Linked DNA regions of Homo sapiens: regions 2 and 3 are each linked to region 1. A link is a contact called in ENCODE Hi-C or POLR2A ChIA-PET data. All regions are on one chromosome and are shown on one strand. The core of a region is the stretch at or near the end of the contact, and the rest is flanking DNA. Distances in the headings are between cores, read along the strand shown. Region 1 overlaps ADAP1 (ArfGAP with dual PH domains 1). Region 2 holds the start of GPER1 (G protein-coupled estrogen receptor 1). Region 3 holds the start of GPR146 (G protein-coupled receptor 146).

The links. Hi-C counts contacts between places; a loop is a spot of excess contacts on that map. ChIA-PET counts read pairs that join two places held with the same protein, here RNA polymerase II (POLR2A). Pooled maps may share reads with other maps.
Region 2: a pooled map shows a loop between it and region 1 (2.6-fold over the local background). The contact joins the promoter of GPER1 here to the enhancer-like site in region 1. A Hi-C loop is called at or near these places in 2 of 168 maps with a recorded cell type or tissue (B cell and body of pancreas), 1 of 37 single-sample maps with no recorded cell type and 5 of 50 pooled maps. POLR2A ChIA-PET finds 5 or more read pairs at or near these places in 2 of 52 experiments (A673 and GM12878).
Region 3: a map of IMR-90 shows a loop between it and region 1 (4-fold over the local background). The contact joins the promoter of GPR146 here to the enhancer-like site in region 1. A Hi-C loop is called at or near these places in 2 of 168 maps with a recorded cell type or tissue (IMR-90 and pancreas) and 6 of 50 pooled maps. POLR2A ChIA-PET finds 5 or more read pairs at or near these places in 2 of 52 experiments (CD8-positive, alpha-beta memory T cell and WTC11).

Annotation. Positions count from the first base shown.
Region 1 is chr7:899,513-903,303 of GRCh38, reverse strand. It overlaps ADAP1 (ArfGAP with dual PH domains 1), which reads left to right. Exons shown (of 11, transcript NM_006869.4): 7 at 2,688-2,771; 8 at 3,140-3,202. Among named protein-coding and RNA genes, the nearest start is that of GET4, 25 kb to the right of the region's middle. RefSeq lists enhancers at 1,238-1,297, 3,356-3,791 and a silencer at 1,658-1,727. Within about 2 kb of position 1,648, at least 3 of the 41 ENCODE cell types and tissues checked have a DNase peak (open chromatin) inside an H3K27ac peak, as active enhancers do.
Region 2 is chr7:1,086,490-1,090,280 of GRCh38, reverse strand. GPER1 (G protein-coupled estrogen receptor 1) reads right to left here and starts at 2,168. Exons shown (of 2, transcript NM_001098201.3): 1 at 1,960-2,168. The region is part of intron 2 of CHLSN (cholesin); the gene reads left to right.
Region 3 is chr7:1,042,939-1,046,729 of GRCh38, reverse strand. It overlaps GPR146 (G protein-coupled receptor 146), which reads right to left and starts at 2,184. Exons shown (of 2, transcript NM_001303473.2): 1 at 2,072-2,184. All of the region lies in intron 2 of CHLSN (cholesin), which reads left to right. RefSeq lists silencers at 1,685-1,734, 1,915-2,404 and an enhancer at 2,510-3,065.

The sequences.
Region 1 (3,791 bases), core at 399-2,898:
CGTGCCCGTCCCCTGCCTGCCGTGCTCCGCTGGCATCTGACCCTGGGTTTGTTAGGGGGCCGAGTCGGGTGCAGCCCCTGGCCTCAGAGCACGCTGTGATCGCTCTTCCCACAGTAAGCGGCTGTGTTCCTTGCCGCAGTTGACCATGTGTTGCCGCAGACTCTCCGCAGACTGTTGTCTCTGGAGGCAGTCGGGCACCAGGAGCCTGCGACTCCCACGGCCTGGAGATCTCGCTCCTGCAGCCTCATCTGGTTCCTGGGTGGAGCCCTGCTGCCCGGGTCCTACGTCTTTCTCGTTTACTTATTCCTCTTGGTAGAAGTGATGTGCCTGGAGGGAAAGGGGTCACCTGGCACCTTGGACTGTTCTACCTCCTGCCTGGCTTAGACTGTGGCTAGATATAGAATTCTAGGTTGGAATTAATTTTCCTGCTAATTCTGAAGGCTTTGCACCACGGATTCCTCCATCCTAGTACGTTTGTCCCGCGGTTTTGAAATTCTCCAATGCTGTGCGTGTGTTGGCAAGGGTCCCTCGTCTTTTCATGTGCTGGGTACAGGCCCAGGGTGGCCCTTCCAGTCCAGTTACTGGTTTCCATGAGGTCAGGGATTGCTTTCTTATCTAATGATTTCCTCCCTCCACTTTCCCTGTTCTCATTTTCTGAAACTCCTGTTATTGGTGCTCTTAAACTGGTTCATTTTTCTTCTACTTTCTGGGAAATTTCTTCAACTTTGTCTCCAACACTGTGTTGAGGGTTTTGTTTCTGCTGTCATGCATTTAGTTTTTCAGAGAGCCTTTGGTTCTTGGAGTATTTATTTTTCTTTCTTTCTTTTCTTTCTTTTTTTTTTTTTGAGGCAGAGTTTCGCCCTTGTCACCCAGGCTGGAGTGCAGTGGTGCAATCTCGGCTCACTGCAACCTTTGCCTCCCTGGTTCAAGTCATTCTCCTGCCTCAGCCTCCCGAGTAGCTGGGATTACAGGCATGCGCCACCACACCCAGCTAATTTTGTATTTTTAGTAGAGACGGGGTTTCTTCATGTTGGTCAGGCTGGTCTCGAGCTCCCGACCTCAGGTGATCCACCTGCCTCAGCCTCCCAAAGTGCTGGGATTACAGGTGTGAGCCACTGCGCCCAGCCGCAATTTTTGTATTTTTAGTAGAGACCGGGTTTCACCATGTTGGTCAGGCTGGTGTCCAACTCCTGATCCTCCAAAGATAATTCCCCCCGCCCAGGGCAGACGCTTGGCCCCCAGCTGTGGGAGCTGAGGGAGTTTCCGCTGCAGCCTGCAGGGTCACAGAGCTCCAGCGTGGAGTGCACCAGGCATGCCCCGTCTGCCCGGAGCCCCAGAGTCGGCTCCATCTCCTGCTGGGGGAAAAGGGGCGATTTTCCAACCAGTTCTGCTTAGAGCCCCCTGCATTTCCGGGGGACCTGGAGCTGTGAATTCCCAAGGCCTTTGGGGCAGTGTGGTGTGGACGGGTTCAGCTTCCTCTAGGAGGAGGGAGGGCGGGGCCAAATGGGACGGGGCGGGCCGGAGGAAAGGGTGGGCGGGGGAAGGAGGGGAGGCGGGGCCTCGGGCTGGTTGGGTGGCGTGGGTGTGGCTTGTGGGCGTGGCCTAGGAGGAAGGGCCACAGGAGAAAGCAGGGCTGGAGGCCGATGAGGGGCAGTCGGGGTGGGTGGGGCTTTGCTGGGTGGGGCCACTGGAAGAGGACAGGGCAATCCCACTGCTATGGGAGGAGCCTGGGGCTACACCATCCTCCAGCTGGTGCTGGGCCGGGTGCCAGCTGGAGAAGCCGTGACTGGATTGGTCCAGTGCTGGGGGCTTTGCCTGTGGGACAAAAGTCAAGGCCAAAGGGGCTGGGGAGAAGCCTGAGGAGGGATGGGGCTCCCTGGCTCTTCCTGGGCAGGAGAGGGTGCAGCCAAGAGTAAAGATGGGCACCTTTCCAGAGGTCACCAGCTCCAGGCTGTAGGCTGAACAGGAGGCCCAGGGCGCAGGTTATAATGTCATGGGGCCAAGGGTCTGGGCAGACCCCAGGAGGGGCGCTGGGTCTAGGGGCAGGGGACAGCCAGGCTGAAGTCTAGACCCAGAGGGCACCCGACGTGGGGCTGGGTGCCAGGCCTGGGCTATGGGCCCTCTGTTCCAGGGTGCTGGCCCACCCCACGCTCTCCAGAGGACCAGGGCGGCTCCCTGGAGAGCAGTTTTGCTCTCTGCCCACTCTCGGTAGGGGCCACAGCTCCAAGGGCGTTTATAAACAGATGAGCCTCCCTTCTCCCACCACCCCAAGACTTGCTTGAGCTACAAAATAAGGATCTTCATAAAAATAGCACCATCTGAAAGGAAGGCAAGTTGGCCCAGGCCCCAGCAGCACCAGGGCCACAGAGTGAGCTTGGATGGCAGCCCCCGACCCTGTCCAGCCCGGCCCGGCCCGGCCCTTCGGCCCTTCGGCCCTTCTCAGGACTTCGCCGGGGGAGGCTGCACCTGCCCTCCCGCAGAGGGGCAGCCCCTGTGTAGCAGCCCCGGCCTCAGCGTGGGCACAGGGGCCAGGCCTGCGGCAGGACTGCTGGGAGCTGAGGTGCCGGGGAGGAGGAAGGGGCTGGGCTCTGGGGGAAGCGGCCCCTCTGTGGGGACCCCAGCCCCTCTGTGGGGACCCCAGCGCTGCAGCCTCCTCAGCCCAAGCCTGTGCCCACCTTTGCCCCTAGGAGATTGTGGACTGGTTCAATGCACTCCGAGCTGCTCGCTTCCACTACCTGCAGGTGGCATTCCCAGGGGCCGGCGACGCAGATGTGAGTGGCGGCCCTGCGGTCAGCTCCAGGGCAGACAGGGGTGGTGGGGTGGGGGGTGGACGGAGCCCTCGTGCCCTGAGTCTGGGATGATGTTGAGCCCTAGGGTGGGCCTGGGACTGGCCAAGGGCTCACCCTGACGTGCCTGCAGCCCTCCTGCCTCACTCTAGAACTTCAGCTCAGCCAAAGGGGAAAGCGGGGAGGGAAGGGGTGGCAAGCAGAGGCAGAAATGTGGATCCTGCGGAGGCTAAGCCAGGCCTGGGCCCTGACCTGGTGGCCCGGGGTGAGGGGAGCACAGAGGGGCACAGCCAGGGAGGGGCTCGGCCTGAGCTGCACTTCTGAGGTCCCCTGCCTGGTGTGTCCTGCCCTAGCTGGTGCCAAAGCTCTCCAGGAACTACCTGAAGGAAGGCTACATGGAGAAGACGGGGCCCAAGGTGGGTGTGCCGCACGTGCGGCCTGGGGTGGCCTGGGGTACGCCATGGTGGGTCTCGGACTGAAGTGCAGCAGCCTTGCCAGCTGCCGCCTGTGTTTTAAACTGGTGTCTGGTGGGTCCTCACAGCCCCTTGTCTGTGCCTGGCCGGGGTCCCCGAGGACTCGGGCCACTGTCCTAGGCTTTGGTTAGACCCTCCCTGCCCGCTCACGTCTGACCAGCTTCCTCACCCACGGGACCGTGCACCTGCGCGGCCAGGGGCCCACATCTTGCCATTCCCTGAGGCATAATGTGGGAGGGAGACACAAATCCTGGGAGTCTTGGTGGTCCCGGAGGAGAAGTGCAGGTGTGAGGGCTCGTAAGTGAGGCCTGGGCCCCCATCTGGGGCCCAGGGAGGGCTGGGGGACCTGGAGGAGCAGGAGGGAGGTGCCGTGTGGAGGCTGGAGGACAGGCGTGTGCGGAGGCCTCGTGGGGCGTGGCCAGCGGCAGGCGTGAGTGAATGGAGGTGACTGACCCGGGCCAGTCTGGGCCCTGCCCTCCGGGGTGTGCTGTGGTCAGCTGGATGTAGGGCCTGCCTCGGCGACCTGCCGGTC
Region 2 (3,791 bases), core at 919-3,418, 190 kb before region 1:
GGGGGGTGCTGGTGGGGCCAGGGCTGCCGCTCAGCTCCCTACAGTGCCTAGGACAGGTGCCCAAGCCCAGCAGAGAATTACCTGGCCCAGATGGTGCTGGTGCCCTGGAGTAAACTAACACTTCAAAATGGGTTTGAGTTGTTTTTCCTTTGGGAATTTTCATTTTACCTTTTGAAATCATTAGGAGTTATTGTTTTGAATGTTTTTTTTTTTTGGTCACCCAGGTTGGAGTGCAGTGGCACAATCTCGGCTCACTGCAACTGCCGCCTCCCGGGTTAGAGTGGTTCTCCTGCCTCAGCCTCCTGAGTATCTGGGATTATAGGTGTGCACCACCACGCCTGGCTAATGTTTTATATTTTTAGTAGAGATGGGGTTTTACCATGTTGCCCAGGCTTGTATCGAACTTCTGACCTGTAGTGATCTGCCCGCCTTGGCCTCCCACGGTGCTGGGATTACAGGTGTGATCCACCGCGCCGGGCCAGGGGTTATTGTTTTGAAGTGCTGCAAAACCAGACTAGAGATTTGTTGACCTATTGCTTGAAAATACTTACTTAAAAAAAAAAAAAAAAAAAAGGCTGGCCTATAATCCCAGCACTTCAGGAAGATGAGGTGGGAGGATTGCTCAAGTTCAGGAGTTCGAGACCAGCCTGGGTAACATGGCGAAACCCTGTCTCTACTAAAAAAAGACAAAAAAAGTAGCTGGGCATAGTGGTGTGCGCCTGTAGTCCCAGCTACTCGGGAGGCTGAGGCAGGAGGATCGCCTGAGCCTGGCAGGTAGAGGTTGCAGTGAGCCAAGATCACACCACTGCACTCGAGCCTCAGCCGAGATCACACCACTGCACTCGAGCCTCAGCCGAGATCACACCACTGCACTCGAGCCTGAGCTACTGCAGTGAGGCCCCATCTCAAAAACAGGCGGGTGGGGAAGACAAGATGAATCACTGCCTCTGTGTCAGTTATTCTAAAAGTACTGAATAACCTTCACTTAGCTGGGGCTGGTGAATTTGATTTTGGTTATTTTGCACTCTTGATTCATCTTTAGTAGATAATACCATTGAACAGCATAAATGCCTCTGCTCTCAGGCTCTGTCGGGAAGGTTGAAAGACTCCGCATTTCGCCTCTGTATTTAATTTCTTAAAAACGGCACAGAGGACTTGTTTTGCTCTTTAAATGTAGAAATTTTGGAACGTATTAGACCGTGGCGTGGCAGGAAGTTTAAAGGTGGGCAGAACCCTCAACTTAACGTTTATTTTCTTTCCTAATTTTGTTAAATGAACTCCAAGGGAAAAATAGTTTAAAAACGAGTCATTCATTTCTTTCCCATGTAAATTGAGTCTTTTGATCGTTGCCAGACACCGAGAAGATACGGGACCTGGTGTCTGATGTGTCCTAGTGTCTGATGTGGTCCTGGGTGAGAGGAACCTAGTGTGCCATTCACCACTGGCCCCACGTCCTCACTGGAGGTGGCCATGGAGTTATAAACAGTGCAATACCTCATTTCAGATTTCCTCTGCTTGTCATAGAGAAATAAAGCCACACTTTAGTCAGCTGTATTAAGTCTGCATCTGTCAAAAGGCGTGTGGCCCTCCCAGGGCTTCAGGGTTGGTGAGAGTGACTGGGGCACCGCAGGGCAGGGCAGAGTGGGCACCCTCATTTTCTTGAAGTGAGACACGTTCTTGCTGGGACAGAACGTGACGGAATACTGGGTCCTGCTTTCAGCACGAGTTAGAAAGGCCGTCCAGGCAAAGCCCCTGCTGCGGTCACGCTGAGACCACCGGAGCTCCGGGGGAGAGGGGTCTGTGCCTTGAGTTTGGGAAGCTGGGTGCTGCTCTCACCAGGGGGTGAGGTGTCTGGTCTGTGTTCAGCTGTTCCCATAACAGGACAGCGGCCTGGGTGGCACCACCCACCCGCTCCCCTAGTCAGTGGTATGGCACCGCCAGGCCGAGGCTGAGTCCTACCTGGGTTGCAGCCCCTTCTGTGCTCCTGGAAGCCTCCTTGGTCAGGCCCATCAGGCTGGAGGTGCACTTGGAACCCGCTGCAGGAGGTGTACCTCTGCTGGACCTGCCGAATGCCTGAGCAGGGCTAGAGAGAGGAAGAGACCCGCCCTGGGAGCCCGCGAGGGAAGGTTCCCGGCTGGCTGGCGGGTGCGTCCTCCCTCTGAGCCAGTGAGTCTGCCCCTTGGCACAGGGCTTTATAGGCCCCCTCCGCCCCGCTCCTCTCTGGCTCCTCTCTGGCCAGGCTCTGGGCGGCCTCCTCAGAAGGCTAGTGTTAACCATTTTTTTGCTGGCCCTTTTTCTCCCACACTTTGGCAATCAGCTCAGTTCTACTAGACTTGTTTTTGTGGAAGTTTCTGGTTTAACTGCTTTTCTTCACCCACAGATACAAACCTTTCTTTAAGTTTGAAGGCATCATACTAGGTGTTGTGTATCTTTTAGGCAATAACCTGTCCTCCTGGGTTGAAGCAAGCAATATTCTTGTTTTTGCAACTGACCTGCGTTAAACACTAAATTTCATAATTAACTTAGTAGCATGTGCATGATCCATAAAGAATTTAACAGGAATTTCACAGACATTTGCAGAGAGAAGTGTAATCCCAAGAAATAGGCATTTCTGACAAGTAACTTAGGAATCTGAGTACTGGTTAAGCATCTGGAAATCTGAAATCCAGAGTGCCCCACAGTCCGACACTGTTGGAGCGTCGTGACACAAGTGGAAAATTCCACACCTGACCTCGTGTGGCGGGCTGCAGTCCAGGCAGTTCAAAGTTTGTTTTATGCATGAAATTGTTAAAAGTGTTTTTATAAAGTTGCCTTCAGGCAGTGTGTATAAGGTGTGTATGAAACACAAATGAATTTCGTATTTAGCTTTCTCATTCTGTACCTGCAGATATTCCAAAATCTGCAAAAATCTGAACTCCGAAACTCTTCCGGTCCCAAGCATTCAGACCAGGGACCCTCAGCCGGTAGTTTTCTCTGAGTGTTAGCGGTGCCTCAGGTCCCTCCTCCCGCGCTCGCTGCAGAAGCGTCGGAACTTACCTGCCGTCCAGATGTTGGTGGCCTCTTCCCCACCAGGGCCGCCTCTCCTGCTCATGGTTGCGGATTTCACAGTCTCGTGCAGGCGGAGAATAAACCTCCCTCCCCGGACTCTCGGGGCCGCTGAACTGCCTCATGCGGGGCGGCCACTTCCGAGTGCGCCCCCTACTGGCCATTTGAATTTTCACTCGCCGCTTCGGGAACCGATGGCCGCCCCATGAGGGCAGAGCGAGGCCCCCCAAGCCCGCGTGGGCTGTCCAGGCCGAAGGGGTCCTCAGGCACCGCCAGCCCCGGCTCTCCAGGCGGAGGGGTGGGTCTTCCTCAGAAGGGAACTTCAGCGAATCTCACTCCTACTTCTAGGTGTCGTTTTCCCTCTGTAATGTTTTGAAGTGGTGAGATTGAATGCTGAGTGATCCTTTGTCCGCTGAGTATGAGTAATGCGGCTGCTGCAGCCTGAGGCGTGGTTCAGAGACCTGCGTGGGCTCCCCCCTTCCCCCTCCCCCCCAGGAGAGCTGGTGCAGGCAGAGGACTGGGGTGCTGGGCCTCCAGGTGCACTCGGCCCCTCGGGACCTGCTCCCCGCCAGGAGAGCTGGTGCAGGTGCAAGAGTGGGGTGCTGGGCCTCCAGGGGCACTCGGCCCCTCGGGACCTGCTGGGGCTCAAGGCATCTGTGCAATAGCAATTTAAAGTCTTTCAGATGTGTATTTTAGGAAATATACACACATTTCCTAAACAGAATGCTGTGTTAATTTTTTAATGG
Region 3 (3,791 bases), core at 935-3,434, 140 kb before region 1:
ACACCTGCCCCACCTCCACCTTGTCCCTCTGCTGCTCAAGGGGGTATTTTGTTTGCACACGGAGGCTCCTGGGTAGACAGCACGCTCCTAAGAAACTGACTTCTGGTCCCGGGCAGCATCTCATTTTGGGATCTCAAATTGGAGCGAAACGTTATTCTACTCTCCAGACTGGGTTCCCTGTCCTCTTGGCTACCTGGATGGTGTCTTGGGGTCCTGAGCCTTTGAGACCCCTGGACAGATGTGGGCTAACTGGACAGCCTAATGCTGGTCAGTTGGGCAGGTGGGTTAGTGAAAGCCCTGGAGAGCAGAGGAGCTGGCAGGCAGGAGGGAATGGCTGGGAAACACTGTTGACAGAAAACAGCACCGTGGGATCGTCGTGTGCATGACACGGTCGGCCGGGTTCTCTGGGTGATAATTTCCTTCTGCAAAGGCAAGACCTCGCTGTGGTTGGGTCATTAAAGGCCAGGCGGCAGTTATTTTTTCAGGATTCCAGGTGACATCCTAGGGGCTGTGAGAGCTGCAGCTCCCTGAGGAGCCCCTTCTTCTCCCTGCCCCAGTGAGCAGCATGTCCCTCTTCCGACTGTAAATTACACGAGCATATTTCCCCATGCAGCGATCTGTGCAGTATGCCATTGATTCATTGTATGATAGACATAATCAGCCTTTACATCCTAACCTAAGACCCACATGAGGTGCGCGCCCTTTGCCCTTCTCTCTTCATCAGCCTACTGGGGCTTATGAGTTGCAGGGACTCCAAGTCAACTTTCACATTTACATTCTGCCCTAAATCTGTGTTCCTCTGTCCTCCATCCTCAGGATATGTCCATGCTGGCTAGAGAGGCAGGATGACACGTGGACGCCAGCACGGATGTGTGTGGCGTCGGGCAGTGAGCTGCTCTGGCCCCGACCTCTTCTCTGTGAAAAGGCACAACAGTATTCAATACATATAAACTATGTTCTTAAGTCACTTGTCTTCAGAGGCCTTCTTCATTGAGGAAGACAACAGGGGTTCTGGTTGGGGAGCCAGGCCTTACAGTAGTTCTTGAAGGAGCTGCACAGCAGGTCATGGGTACTGTGAGTGTGCACTTCGTCTAATTATTAACAGTGCCTCCGTTCACTCTCAACGGTGCCCCAGTTAGGACGGTAGACTATCTCATCACCACTATGCGTGAGGAGCCTGGGAACATGGTCAGAACCATTTTACTCATACAAGTTTGCAGAGGCCTTTAAAGCAAGCCTCTTGGCCCTCTGTTATTGAATGCTGGCCTCTGCTAGGTGCTGCAGGTAGCAAAAGATAAAAGATGTCGTGCTGTTCCGTGTGGACAGGAGCTGGCTATTTAAAGTGGAATGGAGGACTCAAGTACATCTTCATGGGCAGGGAAGAGATCAAAGGCTGTGGACGACGAATACAGAATTATCCTCTGGTCCACCACGTAGCATGCATGCAGAGATAAGCCACTGTGACCAGTCACATCAAGATTCATAGACTTATGCCTAATTTAGAGAACTGACTTGCCAGGTTTGTAATACTAACTTAATAGTGGGTTTTCTGCTGCTGGTAGTGGTGGTTTGGCGGCTGGAGAGCACTGCCTTCCAGTGAAGCTTTGAAAGAGCCGTCCCATGCCCTGCCAACTGTCCAAGACAACTGACAGCAGATCCGACACCTCCATGTAGACACAGATCCAAAACTCACTTTAAAATACTAATCACAGAAGGGGCCGAAAGCAGTCACCATAGTGGCCCAGGAGAGCAGGATCAGTGGTGCCCTGTCGGACATGGGAGAGCCGGTGGCGGCGCTGTGCCGCCTACGCCAGCAGCAGATTCAGCTGCCATCACCAGGTTAATGACCGAAAGCCCGCCCCCGGGGCTCAGCTCGGAGCGCGGCCGGAGGACAGCGGTCCCCTCCTGGCAAGGGCACGGAGCCCCGCAGTGGGCAGCGGCCAGAGGACCCGGGTCCCAGTAAGCGCAGCGCCCGCCGTGGGAGCCACAGCAGCTTGGGGCTGGCTCCCTCCCCAGGCGGAGACTGGGGTGTGCCCCACCGACCCGACCCAGGCTCCCGGGCCCCACTCACCGGCTTGCTGGGCGGCGGCCGGCGCAGTCGCCGCCGGGCGGGCAGCTCGGGCTGGCGGAGGCGGCGGGGCTCACGGCGCGCACGCCGCCCGGGCCCTGTGTACACACGTGACCGTCGGCCCCGCCCCCGGCCGGCGAGCGGCAGCCATGCCTGGCCCCGCCCCCAGCCTTGGTCCCGCCCTGGCCTCCGCCCCCCGGCCCCGCCCTCGCGGCTAGACCGCGGGGAACCGCTCGGACCAGTGAGGTTGGGGGGCGGTGGCGGTGGAGGCAGTGCTGGTTGTGTAACCTGAGACCAGCCATTTGACGAACTCGTGCGAGATTCCCTGTGGGAGGACACACACCCAGGGCTCTGGGAGTTTTTGAGAATTCTCTTAGTGCCCAGCGCGGTTTCTTTTTACAGGCGCTGGTGCCTATTTTGCTGAGTCAGAATATACCCTAATCTGCAGGGTGCAGGCCCCACCGCCCTCCAAAGGAAATGAGTGGCTGCAAGTTAGTCCTTCCAGGTACACCTGCCCCTCTTTCTTCACCGAAGTTTGCTTGCTGTTTCCAAAGTCACCAATTACTTCCTGGTTTTAGGATTTTCTTTGTAAACGGAACACTCACAGGAAAGCCGTTTAAAGAAACACATTGCTGCCTGATTACTTTTGTAGCTATTGTTACAAGTTAAACATTGGAAAAGTTGAAACAAGGACATTTACTTTGCTGTAATTTTTGAGGTGAAACAGTCCCCCCTGCAGCACATTCTGGTTCAGGATCTAAGAACATTTCTGAAAATCAAAGCATGTGGGTTGCACAGTTCCGCATAGACTTGCTGTGAGCTGCGGGCCGAGTGGAACACCAGCAGGAAGAATAGCGGCCACTGGCCCTCCGCTGCATGATGCTGTGGCCTACTGTGTTCAGGGATGTACCTCAGCCACCTTCCTGGACAGGACGGCTTCCTGACCGTGGGTCGGAGTGGGACGTCGGGATCAGCTTTCTATTCCAGCGGGAGGGCAGGGAGAGGCTCACCACGGCCCACGCCTGCTGATGTGATACTGACTTGCTGCCCAGCCCGGCACCAGGTCCCTGGCACAGTGGATGCAGCCCGGGCCCTGTGTGCCCAGAGGTGCCGGGTACTGATCTTACTTGCCAAAGTCAGTCACAAGCAGCCAACACCGATACCTGAGGGCGTATTCTGTGTCAGGTTCTGTTCTGAGCCTCAACCATTGTTTTGAGGTAGATACGTCCGTATTTCATCAAACCTAAGACACGATTGATTAGTGTTAGCTATGCCATTACTTTATGGATTACTAAAAAGAAGGCCCTCTGCCCACTGCATTCCGACATACTGCTGATTTTAAGGCGCAGCCTCACATTAGAGATGATAAAGTGAGAGTACGCCTTAGCGTCAATGAGATAGGTCACCATGTGCATTTTAATATTTTTTTTTTTTAAAGACAGAGTTTCTGTCATGTTGCCCAGGCTGGAGTGCAATGACACGATCTTGGCTTACTGCAGCCTCAGCCTCCTGAGTAGCTGGGATTACAGGTGCGTGCCACCATGCCCAGCTAATTTTTTTTTTTTTTTTTGTAGTAGAGATGGGGTTTCACCATGTTGGTCCGGCTGGTCTCGAACTCCTGACCTCAAGTGATCCGCCTGCCTGGGCTTCCCAAAGTGCTGGGATTACAGGTGTGAGCCACTGTGCCCGGCCATGCATTTTAAATTTAATTGTGAAAACTTAA